Linked DNA regions of Homo sapiens: region 2 is linked to region 1. The links are chromatin loops, found by intact Hi-C in ENCODE. Cell type or tissue: PC-9. All regions are shown on one strand. Each heading gives the region's core, and the rest is flanking DNA. Links, peaks and the distances in the headings are about the cores only.

Region 1 (8,703 bases), core at 335-8,334:
GAAGTTCAAGAACAGGCAAAACTATAGTGGTTTATATCAGACAAGTGGTTGCCTATGGGTGAGCTGAATATTGACTGAAAAAAAAAGTGAGGGAGTTTTCTGGGAGTGATGAAAACGTTTGGTATTTTCATTGGTCTGGTGGTTATAAGGGTGTACACTTTTGTCAAAGCTCATCACATTGTGTACTAACAACCTGTACATTTTTACCATATGTCAATTTTCCCATACTAAAAGAAACAAAACAGATTGACATAGCTAGCTTGATGGGGATGGTCAGGGAAAGCTTCTCTGAGGAGATGCCATGTTTTCAGACCTGAAGGAGGAGAAGAGGTTGCCCATGTGATGGTTGTAGGAAAGCCCAGAGGTGAGAGAGAGTTGGTAGTGCTTGAGAAAAAGAAAGGACTGTTACAGAATGAACTGTGTCCCCCACAAAATTTTTATGTTGAAGTCCTAACTCCTAGCATCTCAGAATGTGACTGTATTTGGAGATGGCGCCTTCACACAGGTAATTAAGTTAAATGAGGTCATTAGAGTGGACCCTTGGGTCCAAAGGACTGATCCTTCTAAGAAGAGGAAATTTGGACACAGCATGTACAAAGGGAAGCCGATATGAAGGCTCAGGGAAGAGATGGCCTTTCATAAACTCAGGAAAGATACCTGGAACGCATCCTTCCCTCATGGCCCTCAGAAGAAACCAATCCTACCAACACTTTGATCTAGAACTTGTAACCTCCAGAACTGTGAGAAAATAAATGTCTGTTGTTTAAGCCATACCACCCAGTCTGTGCCCTAGCAAACTAATATACAGACCTTGTAGCTGAAGCCCTAATTGTCAGGACATGGGGCTGGAGAGGAAGGCAGGGTCCAGATCATGCAGGGTCTTAAAGGCCATGGTAAGAAGGCTGGACTGTTGTCAAAGGGCAATGGGAAACTACTGAAGAATTTTAAGCAGGGAAGAAATGTGATTGGAATTTATGGGAGGCCGGTTAGGAAGCACTTGCTTGCGGCTCTGGCCGTAACCTAGGCCAGAAGAGATGACAGGGGCCTGGATTAGGGTGGTCATGGACAGACAAGGGGTAGGTGAGTTCAAGATGTATTTTGGAAGAGAACTGGCAGAGCTGCTGACAGATTAGATGTGAGAGTGAAGGAAAGCCAAGAGTTGAAGCCAAGACTCTTTACCAACAAGAGGAACTGTGCTACATGGGTCTCCTTAATGGTCTCTGAGCTCCCCAAGCATGTCTGGGCCCTTCCACTTGCTGAATTTTCTGCCTGGAAAGCTCTTCCCCTGGGGCAAGCATTTTAGGTCTGCTCAAAAGTCACCTCCCTGGAGAGCCCTGCCCTGCCCAAGCTATTCAGAGAAGCTCCTGGTACTCTCCACTGCCTTCCTTGAGTTATGTTCCTCCATAGCCTTCCCGACACTGTGCTGTACATGTATGTGTGTGGGTGTTTGTTGCCAGTTTTCCCTAGTGTAATAAATTAGTCTCCCTTATCCTCAGGGAAAATGTTCCAAGACCCCCACTGGATGCCTGAAATCGTGGAGAGTAATGAATCCTAGATACATGATGTTTTTTCTCATACAAACCTATAATAAAGTTTAATTTATAAATTAGGCACAGTGAGAAATTAACAACAATAGCTAATAATAAAAGAACAATTATAACAATATACTGTTCACAATTTCATGGGTAGAAGATTCGTTCTTGGCTGGGCGTGGTGGTTCACGCCCGTAATCCCAGAACTTTGGGAGGTCGAGGCTGGTGGATCACTTGAGGTCAGGAGTTCAACACCAGCCTGGCCAACATGGTGAAACCCCATCTCTATTAAAAAGGCAAAAATTAGCTGGGCGTGGTAGTACATGCCTGTAATCCCAGCTACTTGGGAGGCTGAACCCAGGAGGTGGAAGTTGCAGTGAGCCGTGATTACGCAAATGCAATCCAGCCTGGGTGACACAGCGAGACTCTGTCTCAAAAAAAAAAAAAAAAAGAAGATTCATTGTTACCAGAGATTGTAGCAACCTCAGGATACAATTTTTTTTCTTTCCTTACTAAGTCAGCAACTTTCACCTATTAAAGGAAGCACTAGAGGGCTTTTCTTTGTCATAACCAAATTGCGTTACCACTCTCACCCTTTGGAGCCACCATTAAGTAAAATAAGGGTTACCTGAACACAAGCACTGGCATGCTGCGACAGTGGTTGTCTGAATAACCACTGTGTGACTAAGTGACTGACAGCTGGGTAGCATAGACATTATCCTTGTTGACCAGGATAAGCTGGACAAAGGCAAGATTCATGTCCTGGGTGGGATGGAGTGGGATGGCGTCAGACTTCATTACACTACTCAGAATGGCACACAATTTAAAACGTATAAATTATCTTTGGAATTTCCCATTTAATATTTTCAGATCATAGTTGACCGTAAGTAGCTGAAACCATGGATAAGTGGTGACTACTGGATAAGCCCCATGAGGGCAGGGATATTGTCATATTTTCTGCCGTATCCCAGAATGGCATGTGGTAGAACATTAATAAATACTCACTGAATAAATGAGTGTTAAAAGTCTGGAGAATTCCTACTCAAAAGTCTTCAACAGTAAAAGACATTTCCATTTGTCTAAAATGAATGAAACAGTTTTGTCTAAAATGAATGAAACAGTTTTATCTAGAATGGGCTTAACGAAGAGGGATAAAGGGCTCTTGAGGCCACTTATTCTAGAATTTCTTGAGTTAGGCGCCCCGAAGTGAACAGGGGTTTTACAAGCCCACACTTTCCAGGACACACAAGTGGGTGTAACATCACTTTACCTCACCTTGTTACTTCATTTCTGGAGCATAGGAATTTGAAGCCTCTCTCCAAACCCTGCCCCAAAGCCCAGATTTTCAGCTCAGTGTCAATCGCAGCTCCATCCTGCACGAACAGATTCTGAACAAATTATGCAACTTCGTGGCAAGGGCCCAGAGACCGAGTGGGGGTTTCAGCAAGATAAATTCCTGGGCCATCTGGCCATGATGAAATTTATCTGGCTCCATGTCCATTTTTATTTTCCACCAATCGGAGTCTTTTGGGCCACACAAAACAGTGCCACTTCTCTCCATTTAATGCCTCCTCTGCCCACTGCAAGTGCTGCCTGTTACTGAGGAAGGAGAGACATATTTAGAAAGTTGCTTCTGGAAACCACATTTCAGGAAGTTCTCACTTCACCAGGTGGGAAGAAGACCATGATGGTACAGGAGCAGAGAGACCTTTGGCAGCAGTTTCCCATAAGCCTGCATCCTGGAAGCTTCTCTAATAATAAAGTGAGATTGGTTCCCCTCAGAACAGGCAGTGGGGTTCAAAATAATGGCTTGGTCACTTTTCTGCAAAGGCGTGCAAATGGAATTAAAAAAAATTTTTTCAGCAAAATTTCAAATTTCATTCTGATGGCCCTTCCAAAGGATGATCTACGATCACTCCAGGGCTATGAGGATGTGAGGACAGCATGCTGTTTCTGTGTTTCAGTTCAGTAGAAAAGACATATAAAGGGTCTCTCATAGACTTCTAAGGAAATAGGGACATCCTCTTTCAGAGAGGACCTTTCAGAGAGTGACTCATAATCAGAGTCTCCACTGAGACTATGAAGATGGGACAGACAAGGATAAAAGAAGGTGCTCCAATGCTCTCAGCATTACTCACTGCCCCTAAAGCAAAACATCTTCCCCGTGTAACAGAAGTCTTAGGTGCCAGCTCAACTTCCCGTCTTTCTCCCCCCATAACTTGTTGCTCTCTAAGGAGCAGGGGAAATTCAATTACTGAGCAGCCCACAAGATCCATTTGCCTTGAGTTGCAACCACTGTCCCACCCTGTGTTTGCAAAAACATTACCTTAAAGGTCATCTCTGGAAGTGTGGCCTTGTACTACGGCCCATCTCTTGTCCAGTCATGCTGGAGAAAGGCACCCTTGGAGGAATGCAGTCCTCTCTTTGGTGTGTGACACAATTCAGAGCAGTAAGCGCAGGCCGGGCGTGGTGGTTCAAACCTGTAATCCCAGCACTTTGGGAGGCCGAGGTGGGTGGATCACTTGAGGTCAGGAGTTCCAGATAAGCCTGCCCAACCTGGTGAAACCCTGCCTCTCTTAAAAATACAAAAATTAGCTGGGCATGGTGGTGCATGCTTGTAATCCCAGCTACTCAGGAGGCTAAGGCAGGAGAATTGCTTGAACCCGGGAGGCAGAAGTTGCAGTGAGCTGAGATCATGCCACTGCACTCCAGCCTGGGCGACAGAATGAGACTCTGTCTCAAAACAACAACAACAACAACAAAAACAGAGTAGTAACTGCTAGAAAAGAAACAGGAAAAGGGGAGTATCGCCCTCTCCCTCCTGGGGAGTTATAATAGCTAATGTTCACCGCCTGTTTTCTACATGCTTTGTCTGCATTAGCTCATTTAATTTCCACAACATCCTCATAAAGTAGGTACCACTGGTATCCCCATTTTACAGATGAGAACACTAAAGCGCAGATAGGAAGGTAACTGGCCTAACTTCACGTAGCTTGTAAGTAGCCTAGCTCCAGAGGCTATGAGCACAGCCCCTACACTGTACTACCTGTGAACTTCAAGAACAATATATAAACCACAGTCATAATTAAAAACACCTCTTCAAAAGGAATCCACCCGAAAGTAAACATATCAGAATGGCTTTCTCTCTTGGAAAGCTAATTCGCGTTTTGCTTTCTAGGTGAGTCATCACCTGCTTTTTTTCATCTTAGCTGAGCTGGCACTGCAGGGAGCGAGGACACTGGGAGGATCTCTCCCGTGAGTTAGCACTATTCCATCACAAACAGGCTCTCCCCGCCATCCACTCAAGTCTGCCCTTTCACCTCTTCAGCTCTTGAAAAAACCAGACGGATGCACAAAATCCCTCTGTCACTCTATCTGTGTCTAAAACATGAACCTCTGACTGTAGCCTGGACTTCCCGAGCTCACAGTGAATAGCAGTCGTTACACAACACCACGCTGATCTTTCCCTTCAGAATGGGCCAACCAAAGATGACAAGAGGGCTGGGCGCAGTGACTCACACCTGTAAAAATCCCAGGACTTTGGGAGAAAGAGGCGGGCAGATCACCTGAGGTCAGGAGTTCAAGACCAGCCTGGCCAACATGGTGAAACCCTGTCTCTACTAAAAATACAAAAAAAAAAAAAAAAAAAAAAAAAAAAAAAGCTGGGCATGGTGGTGGGCACCTGTCATCCCAGTTACTTGGGAGGCTGAGACAGGAGAATCGCCTGAACCCAGGAGGTGGAGGTTGCAGTGAGCTGAGACCACACCATTGCACTCCAGCCTGGGCAACAAGAATGAAACTCTGTCTCAAAAACAAACAACAACGACAAAAAACACAAAGATGACAACAGGCTGAAACTGGAGGGAAGAGTGACGTGGAGGAGACTGTTGGGTGTGTTCCTTAAAATGCCCAACACAGTGCTCATGTTTATAATCCCAGCACTCTGGGAGGCTGAGGTGGGAAAATTGCTCAAAGCCAGGAGTTCTAGGCCAGCCTCTATGGGCAACATAGGGAGACCCCATTTCTACAAAAATAAATAAATAAATAAATAAAAATTAAAAATTAACCAGGTATGGTAGTAGTAGTTCTAGCTACTTGGGAGGCTGAGGAGGGAGGCTCGCCTGAGCCAAGGAGGTTGGGGCTGCAGTGAGCTGTGATTATGTCACTGTACTCCAGCCTGGGCAACAGAGCAAGATCTGTCTCTCTAAATAAAAAAGTCCAACTACAAGTGTTCCTCAAGCAGCAGGTACTGTAGCAGGCACTGTGATGGCCTCAGCATCCATCTCCTTCTCTCCCTGTGTTTCAGCCAGGGGGGCTAGCTGGGACTAAGCTGCCCCAGCTCCATCGATGGGGCCTGACCAAGTTAAATTAATCAGTGTAATCTCCCCGCATTCACTGCTACAGTGATTCATGAAGGGCTGGACACTTGGCATATGATGGCTCAGTCAGAGTAAAACCCATAAACCTTGTCTTGAGGTTGGGAAAAGAGAATTCCCTCTTGCACTGGTCCATACAGGATGTAGATATGAGGCCTGGGATTTCTTACCAGAGTCCACCTGTGGATACAGCCAACACACAAGGGAACACAGACCTGTGTATAATGCAGAGGAACAGACTGGGGCCCCAACCAAACCATGCCTGGATTTACCGTAAACAATTCACCCTGTTCATGTTTTAAGATCGTTTAAGTTGGAGTTTCTGTTGCTTTTGCCAAAGGATTTTAGTGGATAACCACCATTCACAGTGAACTCCAAATGGCAATGGACATCAGCCTATGGTTTTGATATTCCGTCAAATCTAATGTGTATTTGGCTCAGAGCTAGAAACGTGACCCATTTTTTCAAGTCTCAGCTCAGGAGTCACCTCTTCTGTTTGACACACTTGTTTGTTCATTTGCCCAACAAATAGAGACACCGCATCTACTGTGTGCCAGTTACTATTCCGAGTGCTGTGGTTTCAAGGATAAATAAAACATGACTCCTGTCCTCGAGGAGTTGCATGGGGAAATAACACAAGTGAACTAACTAATGGAAGTTGGAGGTGAAGGCTTTGATTGGGGTATCAGGGGCTACTGGAACACAAAGGAGGGGCCCATAGGCATAGGGGCCAGGAAAAGGTGCTGGGGAAGGTCATGTTTAAACCAAGTTCCAAAAGCATTGCTTAGGTCAGTAGTTCTCAGCCAGGAGCAGGTTTGACCACCAGGGGACATCTGCAATGCCTGGAGACGTATTTTGGTTGTCACAACTGGGAGGGGCTTCTGGCACCTCAGGCATAGGTAGAGACCACGGATGCTGCTAAAAACCCTGTAACGTACAGGACAGCGCACCATATGAAGAAACTCTACAGCCCTAAGTGTTAACAGCGAGGAGGCTGAGCAGCCTGGGCCTGGATGAAGCAGGTGGGAAGGGAGATTCCAGGCGGAGTGATGCATGCATGCAAAAACCCGGAGATGAGAAACCACAGGACAAGTTTGGGGAAGGTGTTCAGGCTGGAGCCAAGGGGGTGGTTGAAGGAGTAACACGCGTCAGCTAGAAGGGCACATCTGGGCCAGCCAGAGCAGAAAAGTGCTGAGCTGGGAGCTTAGAGTCTGAGTTTTATCTCCAAAGCTATGGGGAGCTCCTGGAGGATTTTGAACAAGAGTGTGTGTTTTAGAAGGATGTCCCTGGCAGCTGTCTGGCAGCTTCAGCAGTGGTGAGTAATGGAGACAGTACTGGGCAGTGGCTGTGGGACAGACAGGAAGGAACAAACCCTCAGGAGCACTTCCTCTTCCCATCCAAGTTCATTGCCACAGTACGTTGCACGTGCCTCCACCTCTCTCCTCCACTAGTAATTACCTGGCCATGCACGAAAATTAATACATCTTTCCCTTCTCCACAGAGCCTCACACGGGTTGATACAGTGGAATCTCATACAAAGCTTAGATGCTAATGCTAATGCCAGCCAGCAGAGTAGGTAAAAATCATGTAGAGAAAAGCCCTTGAAAATCTCTTAAATCGGGAGGAGCCAAGATGGCCAAATAGGAACAGCTCCGGTCTACAGCTCCCAGCGTGAGCGACGCAGAAGATGGGTGATTTCTGCATTTCTATCTGAGGTACCGGGTTCATCTCACTAGGGAGTGCCAGACAGTGGGCGCAGGTCACTGGGTGCACGCACCATGCATGAGCCGAAGCAGGGCGAGGCATTGCCTCACTCGGGAAGCGCAAAGGGTCAGGGAGTTCCCTTTCCTAGTCAAAGAAAGGGGTGACAAACGGCACCTGGAAAATCGGGTCACTCCCACCCGAATACTGCGCTTTTCCGACAGGCTTAAAAAATGGCGCACCAGGAGATTATATCCCGCACCTGGCTCGGAGGGGCCTACGCCCACGGAGTCTCGCTGATTGCTAGCACAGCAGTCTGAGATCAAACTGCAAGGTGGCAGCGAGGCTGGGGGAGGGGCGCCCGCCATTGCCCAGGCTTGCTTAGGTAAACAAAGCAGCCGGGAAGCTCGAACTGGGTGGAGCCCACCACAGCTCAAGGAGGCCTGCCTGCCTCTGCAGGCTCCACCTCTGGGGGCAGGGCACAGACAAACAAAAAGACAGCAGTAACCTCTGCAGACTTAAATGTCCCGGTCTGACAGCTTTGAAGAGAGCTGTGGTCCTCCCAGCATGCAGCTGGAGATCTGAGAACGGGCAGACTGCCTCCTCAAGTGGGTCCCTGACCCCTGAGCAGCCTAAGTGGGAGGCACCCCCCAGCAGAGGCAGACTGACACCTCACACGGTCCAGTACTCCAACAGACCTGCAGCTGAGCGTCCTGTCTGTTAGAAGGAAAACTAACAAAGAGAAAGGACATCCACACCAAAAAACCATCTGTACATCACCATCATCAAAGACCAAAAGTAGATAAAACCACAAAGATGGGGAAAAACAGAGCAGAAAAACTGGAAACTCTAAAAAGCAGAGCGCCTCTCCTCCTCCAAAGGAACGCAGTTCCTCACCAGCAACGGAACAAAGCTGGACGGAGAATGACTTTGACGAGCTGAGAGAAGAAGGCTTCAGACGATCAAATTACTCCGAGCTACGGGAGGACATTCGAACCAAAGGCAAAGAAGTTGAAAACTTTGAAAAAAATTTAGAAGAATGTATAACTAGAATAATCAATACAGAGAAGTGCTTAAAGGAGCTGATGGAGCTG
Region 2 (8,703 bases), core at 352-8,351, 260 kb after region 1:
GAAGAAGTCATTAGTCCTTGCTAAAAAATGCAAAACTACAGGAACACATTATCTGAAGTGAGAAATATATTCCTTGATAAGGCAGTGTATCAAGAGCTCAGAATTTCGTCAGAAACACAAAAGCCTGCCCTTTCCAAGTGCAGGCAGTAATCATTATTATTTCCAGGACAACTGCTTACTGCACAGCTTAAGTTTTGAAGCACACTTAGCAGAAAAATCCACCCCCACCTAGAATACTTACAACAGATTTCTCAAAATTGTCCAAGGAATTACAGAAATCTATTTCCTGGGGATTGCTGGAAGTCTACAAGCCAAGCATGACTATTTTTAACTAACCTGCAAACAGTGGATTATATACTTAATGAGCGCCTGCATCCCTTTGCAAGGTGCAAGCAATTATTGGAGAGACCTCCTTCCCAAAAGAAAAGGGTTCCGCTATCAACACAGGAGAAACTGTGTTGATATTTGGGAAGCCGACACGCGGATTGCCTAAAACTCTCTAGCCATTTCATGCAGTTAAGACAAAGTGGACACTCAACAGAGAGCCCAAAATACCAGGGACTTTGCCACCCTGAAACGTGTTCTAATGATACATTTCCCGTTTAAGGTGTCCTAAACACACATCTTTCTCTAAATAAAGCGTGCCTGCGGGACCACTAGGAAGGTTCTACAACTTGTCCAAAAAGAAGAGGCGATTGCTCCTTTTTTTTTCTTCCCCGCCCAAAGTGCCTTCCCGAAAGACAGATTTCTGACAGTTCGCCTACTGTTGCAGCAGTAAAGGGCCGGTGTTGCCAATACCTCTCCACCGCCACCTGGGCAGGTGTGGGTCCCGTCCCGCCGCCCCGCTCCTCCAGAAACCTCCGCGGACGCCCCGCCGCCGAGCGCTTACCCGGGTCGGCCTGGCCGTGCTCCAGGAGGGCCGCCAGCAGCAGAAGTCCCAGCAGCAGCGTCGGTGGCCGCGGGGGCGCATCGTGGGACGCGCCGGCCCCGGGGCCCCTCACACCCGTGCAGCGCGCGGCTCCCCAGGCAGCCCGACCAAGCCCACGCGCCACGGGCCGGCCCCCGCGCCCCCGCGTCGCGGGCCCAGCTTCCCTTGAGCCCTGAGGCTTGGCCTCCTGCGGAGCCATGGGGACGCTTCACACATCCAGGCCGCTGCCTCGCTCTGCACCGCGCCGGGGAGCCCAGCCCTCGGCGCCCCGGTCCTCACCGGGCATCGCCGGCCACGGCCCGGGCGCCGGAGGGAGGGGGCGCCGAGCGGCGCGACTGGCTCGCTCGTCCTGCCGCGCCCGGGGCGGGCTCCAGGGAGCCGCGGCTTCACCCGCGCAGGGGCCGGGCCCGCATGGAGCCGCGGCGGGTGCGGGCCGGGGTTCCCACGGTGCCTGTCGCCGCGCGCCGGCGCGATTGGGGCGGCGAGGGTGGGACGGGCGCCGCCCGGGGCCCCCTCCCCCGGGCCGGCTCCTGCAGAACTAGGGGGCGAGGCTGCCGGGAACGGGGGTGGCGGCCGCGGGGCGCGCTCGGGTCCCTCCCTCCCGCCGCCGCTGCAGCCTCGGCGCCCCGCTGTCCTGGCTCCTCGCTCCTCGCTCCTCGCTGGGCTTCGGGTTCCAGCCCCGGCTCCGGCTCGGGTTCCCGGGCCGCGAGTGCTACCGCAGCTCAGAGCGGCGCCTCATTGACAAAGAAAGCACGTAGCCTCCGGAACGGGCGAGGAGGCGAGGAGGCGAGGCCGGCGCGCGCGCGCAGCCCCGCGCGGAGCCACCGCGCGCTCCCCGCTCCCGCGCGCCCGGCCGGGCTCGAGACCCAGGAGGGGGACCCCTCCCGGCGGCTCCCGCGCAGCGGAGGTCCTTAAGGGGAGGGCTTCCCTCCCCTCCTGTCCCCCATCTAGAGAAGGGAAGGTTGGCGGGAGAGAGGTCGTCTGGCCGGGGAGGGGGGTCATGGTCAACGTGCCCAAGCGGCAGGAAAGCTCTTCCGCCTGGATTTTGGAAAAGCTCTTTGTAGAAGGGCGGGCGCGCTTTGTGCTGTTTGTTCACTACTTCTCCGAGGGTTCAACGGACAGCTGCATGCCAGTTTACCCCTGAGGAGCTCAAGCGGCTGTGGGCTAGTTGCAATAACACGCTGGATTAAAACACATTATAAATATTTGTTGCAGCCACACTACGTGCAAAGCATTACACTGCGCACTGGGAAGACTGGGGGAAGTTTTTCCAAAAAAGTCTACACCCCCAAACAGGAGAGTCAGGCAGCTCCTGCTCAGAGGGACAAAAGGCCCAGGCGTCACCTGAGTTGGTCCCCTGCTCTTCGCCCTTGCTAGCCTTGATGGCCTTAGCAAGTGACCTGGCTCATAGGCGCCTCATCCATCCCCAGTCACTGAGTATCTATTACGGGCCCGCTGTTTGCCAGCATCTGTGTTAGGCACTGAGGATACAAGCAGCGGGGAAACACACACATCCTTGACCCGGTAAAGCTCAGACGCTATTCACTCAACAATCCTTACTGACTGCCTGCGATGTGCCAATGACAACAGCCATAAACAAAATCCCTGCCCTCCTGGAGCTGACATTCTAGTGGGGGTTCACCCGCAATAAACAAATAAGTAATAGAATATTAGACTGGTAAATGCCGTAAAGAAAAATCAGTGTAAAAGAATGAAACGTGGGGAGGGGGTGTTGCAAATGTTAAACATTGTGAAGAAAGGCCTCGCTGAGAAGGTGACGTTTGAGCCAAGATCTGAAGGAGGTGAGAACAAGCCATGCGCGAAGAGCATTCCAGATACAGGGAACCAAAAAGGCTAACATCCCGGGGCAGAGCGTGCCTGGTGTGTTAGGGCACAGCAACTTAACCAGGGGATCTGGAAAAGTGTTAGGTTCTAGTTATTGAGCATCTGCAGGATAGAAATAACACCACATTTCATCTAAGACACATACTTTTCACATGTTAACTTTTCAGAAGTCAGATGTGTTCTTATAATATGTCTAAGATTTGTTGAAATATAGTAATGCCTTGTTGGGGGTTATGATTTAATTTTGTTCTTTAATTAAACTAGTTGGGCTGTTTTGGGTTGTGTTAAGAAACTTGCAGTCTGGCCTGGCGCAGTGGCTCACGCCTGTAATACCAGCACTTTAGGAGGCCAAGGCAGGCGAATCACCTGAGGTCAGGAGTTTGAGACCAGCCTGGCCAACATGGTGAAACCCTGTCTCTACTAAAAATACAAAAATTTGCCAGGTGTGGTGGTGCATGCCTGTAATCCCAGCTACTTGGGAGGCTGAGGCAGGAGAATTGCTTCAACCTGGAAGGCAGAGGTTGCAGTGAGCCAAGATTGCACCACTGCACTCCAGCCTGGGCAACAGAGGGAGACTCCTTCAAAAGAAAGAGAGAGAGGGAGAGAGAGAGGGAGGGAGGGAGGAAGGGAAAGATGCAGTCTAGTTGAAGAGATAAAGCAATTCACTAAATTAGTTGGAGACACTGTGAGAAAGCCAGCCCATGGTCATGGTTCAGGCAGCATCACAAGATGAACGGCCCTGCAGCCGGTGGTGATCCCACGGACAAGGCGATGGGGAATGAGGATGTCAGGCAAAGAAGAACTGAAACAAGGGCAGGGTATAGACTCGCTTAGGTGTTGCAGAAAAGGGAGCCCCTGGAGAGAGAAGTGGGCGGAGCAGAGGCAGGGAAGGAGGCAGGAAGATTGGTCTTGGAGCAGTGGGCCTGCCTGTTTGAGACCCAGAACTCTTATGCTGAGGCCAAGTTGTGAAAGGCCTTGGACACATCTGAAGGAGAGGGAGAGGGGAAGATAAGTCACTCTCAGGAGCACCAATCCTGTATCAGGCTCTGAGTTAAGAGCTCCGGAGAACACACAGGTGGATGTGATGGGGGAAAACACGAACCCTTTAGTAGCCACAGCTTCCCCCACCCACCCCTTTTCTGCACCTGGACAATTGTGGTGTTGATGGTGAGTCAGGAACTGAGGAAGCTGGACAGGCTGGCTGCATTCACCCGGGAAGCGACTGAATGTTGCTGGCCTAAAGAGATATAAAAGATCCAGCAGGAGAGACGCTGTGTGCAAAGCAAGAAAGGCAAGACCTGAACACAGCTGGCTTCTCCATGCGAGTTGAGAGAGATTGATTTAGGGGCAACTGCCATGGGGTTGGGAGATAGCAAATGCATATCTCGAGAAAGTAAATTCTGTATTGTAAATGGGATTTTCCCTTCTCCATTATTTGCCAGACTTACACAAATTATAAATTACTTTTCACGTGTTGGTTGTTGCACTGGTGTTTCAATGAATTCGTCTCCCTGATGAGACTGACCTCAAGACGAGATACCATCCCTTTCCTCAAGAAGCCTACAGTCAGCCAGGTGCAGTGGCTCACGCCTGTAATCCCAACACTTTGGGAGGCCGAGGTGGGTGGATCACGAGGTCAGGAGTTCAAGACCAGCCCGACCAACATAGTGAAACGCCGTCTCTACTGAAAATACAAAAATTAGCTGGGCATGGTGGTGCATGCCTGTGATCCCAGCCACTCGGGAGCCTAAGGCAGGAGAATTGCTTGAACCAGGACCCAGAAGGCGGAGGTTGCAGTGAGCCGAGCTCACACCACTGCACTCTAGCCTGGGCTACAGAGCAAGACTCCGTCTCAAAAAAAAAAAAAAAAAAGAAAAGAAAAAAAAGAAGAAGAAGCCTACAGTCTAATGAGGGGGACAGATACATGCAGCAATAACTTCAGAGCAATGTGCTGAGGATGCGATAGAGGTACGTGCAGATCACTCATCGCCATGGGAATGTGAGCAAGGGGTGGCTATTTCTGCCTGGAGGAGAAAAGGCAAAAGAAGGAAACATTTAAAGTCGGAGTTTGCCAGGCACAGCCAATGACACAATAGAAAGCCATGAAAGTCTGCAGCATTTTGCAGGGAAAGATAAGGTATCTGGTGAGAGAAGCACAGAGGGAACTTAGGGAGATTCAGCCTCCAGGCAGGGGAGCCAAGTTACGGGCAGATGTTGAGAGCCTGCGATGCCATGGCATGGAGTTTGTACCTTATTCTTATCCAGGAGGAACCACTCCGGAAGGGTTCTCTGCTGGAGCAGGAAGCTTGGTGAGATCTTTGACTGATGAGTCATTGATTGGTGGGTGACTGTATAGACTCTGAAACTTTACTCAGATTTAAATTCAGGCCTTACCGTTTACTAGCTGTTTAACTTTGGGCACATCATATAGAGATTACTCTATATCTCTCACCTATAAAACTGGAAATGATAAGAGTGACTCCCTCATTGAATTGTCTTGAGAATTGAATTGATACATGTCAAGCATTTAGAAGAATACTTGACACACAGTAAACACTCAACCAATCTTATTATATGACAATTGCAACCCTCTTAAACCATAAACTCTTTCATTAATTTTAGTCTATTTCTAGGGCTTTGGGGCTTTCTCAGTGTGTAAATTTATTGCTACATAGCTTTCAAAAGTCAGTGTGTTTTGTGCAAAGCATTTTGTTAGGCTGGGAAGAAAGAACAATCTTTGGGCAATTGTTTCAGGCCCACAACAGAAATTTCTGCCATTCATAGAGGGGAAATCTCTAGGCCTCTGCTTTCATTCTTTTTAAAATAGGCAGCTATTTCTCCTCTAGTCAAGAACTCTGTTGCTGACACTCCTTGCTGGAGCAAAGCCCAAGTCTACACTGAACTCCTTTTGTGCACCCAGGACCGTTCTAGACTCTAGGATTCCCACAGCAAGCAAGGCCTTGTCCCCACCCTCACTGAACTCCATACTTAGGAATAAGTGGGGGAGGCTGGGCGCGGTAGCTCACGCCTGTAATCCCAGCATTTTGGGAGGCTGAGTCGGGTGGATCACATGAGGTCAGGAGTTCGAGACCAGCCTGGCCAACATGGTGAAACCCCATCTCTACTAAAAATACAAAAATTAGCCAGGCATGATGGTGGGCGCCTGTATCCCAGCAACTAAGGAGGCTGAGGCAGGAGAATCGCTTGAACCTGGGAGGCAGAGTTTGCAGTCAGCCAAGATAGCACCACTGTACTCCAGCCTGGGCGACAGAGTGAGACACCATCTCAAAAAAAAAAAAAGAGTAAGTGAGGGAGATGAGTAAACACTCAATTATGCCACAGTTCAGTATATGCTGTCAGGGGGGCGGGAAAGGATGCTGTGGGCTTCTGCAGAGGAAACTGCTGAGAGAGGAGGTTAGGGAGGCAAGCAAGGGACTGGTGCCATGGTGTATATTGCAGACATTGAGACAGAAGAAATTCAAAACAAAAATTTAAATATGGTTTTCTTTGCTTCCGTGCCCTTGAGAAAACACTGGATATAACAACGATGGGTCGTTTACTGGGCCCTTCCTGCCTGGCACTGTCCTGGCCCTGAGACAAATGCTTATCATATGGGTTCCCCGCAGACAGCAACTGCCCGCAAGGGCAAAGAGATGCAGCTGAATTAACAATGACAGAGGGCAGTAGGGAGCTTAGGGACAAATTTTAAAGCAGAGGAGTGGTGAATGTGTGTTCCAGGAAAATCACTCTGGCCACCTTGTAGAACGGGTACAACAGGGGTGAGATAAGGAGGAGGCCGACTGTAAGAAGGCTGTTGCAGAAACGCAGGTCAACTAGCTTTCCCCTCCCCCTTATATCTCAACCTGTTTTTCTAAAAACAGTTTCCCAGGCCCACCCCAAGGCCCAGCACATCGGGCCCAGCAAGACGGTAACAGCACCCACTAGGACCAGCCCCTAGACTCCAGGGTGAGTGAGACTGATCTCAGTCCTCAGGGTGTCCCCCACAGCAGCCTAGCTACTCAGTGTTTGTTGACTTCAACTTGACATCCATTGATGACATTTCAGCTCCTCCAGGTTCTGGCTAATTATCCTCTAAATCCTCCAGGGGGGCCAGGCTCAGTGGCTCACGCCTGTAATCCCAGCACTTTGGGAGGCCTGGGCGGGTGGATCATTTGAGGTCAGGAGTTTGAGACCACCCTGGCCAACATGGTGAAACCCCATCTCTAATAAAAATAGAAAAATTAGCCAGGCATGGTGGTGCACACCTGCAATCCTAGCTACTCAGGAGGCTGAAGCAGGAGAATCACTTGAACCCGGGAGGCAGAGGTTGCAGTGAGCCGAGATCATGCCACTGCACTCCAGCCTGGGCAGCAGAGTGAGATTCCGTCTCAAATAAATAAATAAATAAATCCTCCAGTGGGAGGAGGCAGGGTCTTTTGTTTGTTTTTTAACGATCAAAGGTCAATCTGTCTCTCACTAATACTTCTGTTGCTTTTGGGATTCATCCAATAGCAGAGCAGAGATCTGGTCTAGCATTTGACAGTATGGGGCTAGCTCATTTTTACTGTCTCTCTTTGCCCTCAATTTCTTGTCTCACTGTGTTGAGACTATTTCTTGGGCTCTGTGGGGTGGAAACCAGGATTGGTCATTGAAAATCTCAATGATTTACAACCTGAGTTGAAGTCCTAACTCCATCACCTAATAACTAGTAACCTTGAGAAAACTTTAAAACGCTACCACACTATCCCTTTCAGAAACTAGAGATATCTACCCAAGATATCAAGATACATGTATCTACTCAAAACAAATAAAAGCGTATGTTCACACAATGCTTTTACACAAATATATGGAGCAGCATTATTCACAATAGCCAAAAAGTGGGAAGAACTCATGAACTGGTGAAAAGATAAATAGAATGTGGGACAACCAAATACTGTTCATCGATAAAAAGGAAGAAAGTACTGATACATGCTACAACACTGATGAATTGAAAATACTATGCGAAATGAAAGAAGCCAGTCACAAAAGGTCACAATATTCTATGACTCCGTTTGTATGAAGTGTCCAGAAAAGGCAAACCAAAGAGAAAGTAGATTAGTGCTTACCTGGGGCTGGTGAGTAAAAACAAAAAGTGACTGTAATGGGCACAAAGTTTCTTTTTAGGGTAATAGAAATGTTTTAAAATTAGATTGTGGTCATAGAGAATTTAATGTCCTCCTAAAGCCAGGCACAGTGGCTCGAGCCTGGAATTCCAGCACTGGGAGGCCCAGGTGGGATTAGTTGAAGCCAGGAGTTCAAGCCCAGCCTGGGCAATACAGCAAGACCCTGTCTCTAAAAAAGTAAAGAAAAGAAAAGTCCTCCGAAAAGTCCTCCAAGAGATTGGACATCATCTTGACAGTGACAGTGAAAATTTGAAAGCAGGCTGGCATCCAAAGGCAACTTCAGAATTTTCATGAGAAGCTTTGAGGAAACTGGTCCAGGACTCGTCTTGAAGCTGAATTTGATAAGAAGAGCTCTGCTTTCACTTAGGTTATGTTTACTTGCCCCTTCTATTGCTCCAAGCATCTCCTTGGCACCTCCACTGCTACTGTCTTGGTCAAAATTGAATTTTAAAAAGACCACCTGGAAAGTAATGAGGAAGGTTGGAGGAGTGGGGGTGGACTCAAAGCCAGGAAGTCAGATAAAAGTATTAGTTTGGATAAGTTCCAGGTCTGAACTGAGGCAGCACAATGAGGATGGTAAGGAGACAGGAACAGTGTTGAAGGATTTGACAGGGAGTAACCAATGATACCAGGAGAAAGAGGAAGAGGAGGAGGGAAAGGGAAGAGAAGGGAAGGGAAGGGAAGGGAGAAGGGAAGGGAGAAGGGGAGGGGAAGGAAAGGGAGGGGAGGTAGGGGAGAAGGAAGGAAAGTAGGAAGGAAGATAGGTAT

The links. Peaks named below come from ENCODE experiments on the same cell type or tissue, not always from the same donor. Only the 100,000 strongest peaks of a DNase experiment are listed, where the experiment ranks them.
Region 2: a loop joins it to region 1, with 3 times the contacts of the local background. A loop is called at or near these places in 2 of 110 quality-filtered maps.

What each region holds. Positions count from the first base shown.
Region 1 is chr11:33,629,630-33,638,332 of GRCh38, reverse strand. All of the region lies in intron 16 of KIAA1549L (KIAA1549 like), which reads right to left. Among named protein-coding and RNA genes, the nearest start is that of C11orf91, 67 kb to the left of the region's middle. In PC-9, for the core only: no CTCF peak of the experiment used is centred there; DNase peaks (open chromatin) are centred at 2,022, 3,662, 3,902 and 4,802; H3K4me3 peaks cover 861 bases; H3K27ac peaks cover 6,024 bases.
Region 2 is chr11:33,369,076-33,377,778 of GRCh38, reverse strand. It overlaps KIAA1549L (KIAA1549 like), which reads right to left and starts at 1,671. Exons shown (of 21, transcript NM_012194.3): 1 at 890-1,671. The coding sequence starts at 1,127. RefSeq lists silencers at 806-1,085, 1,216-1,315, 1,456-1,695, 1,726-1,785. In PC-9, for the core only: no CTCF peak of the experiment used is centred there; DNase peaks (open chromatin) are centred at 5,078 and 6,138; H3K4me3 peaks cover 2,723 bases; H3K27ac peaks cover 2,803 bases.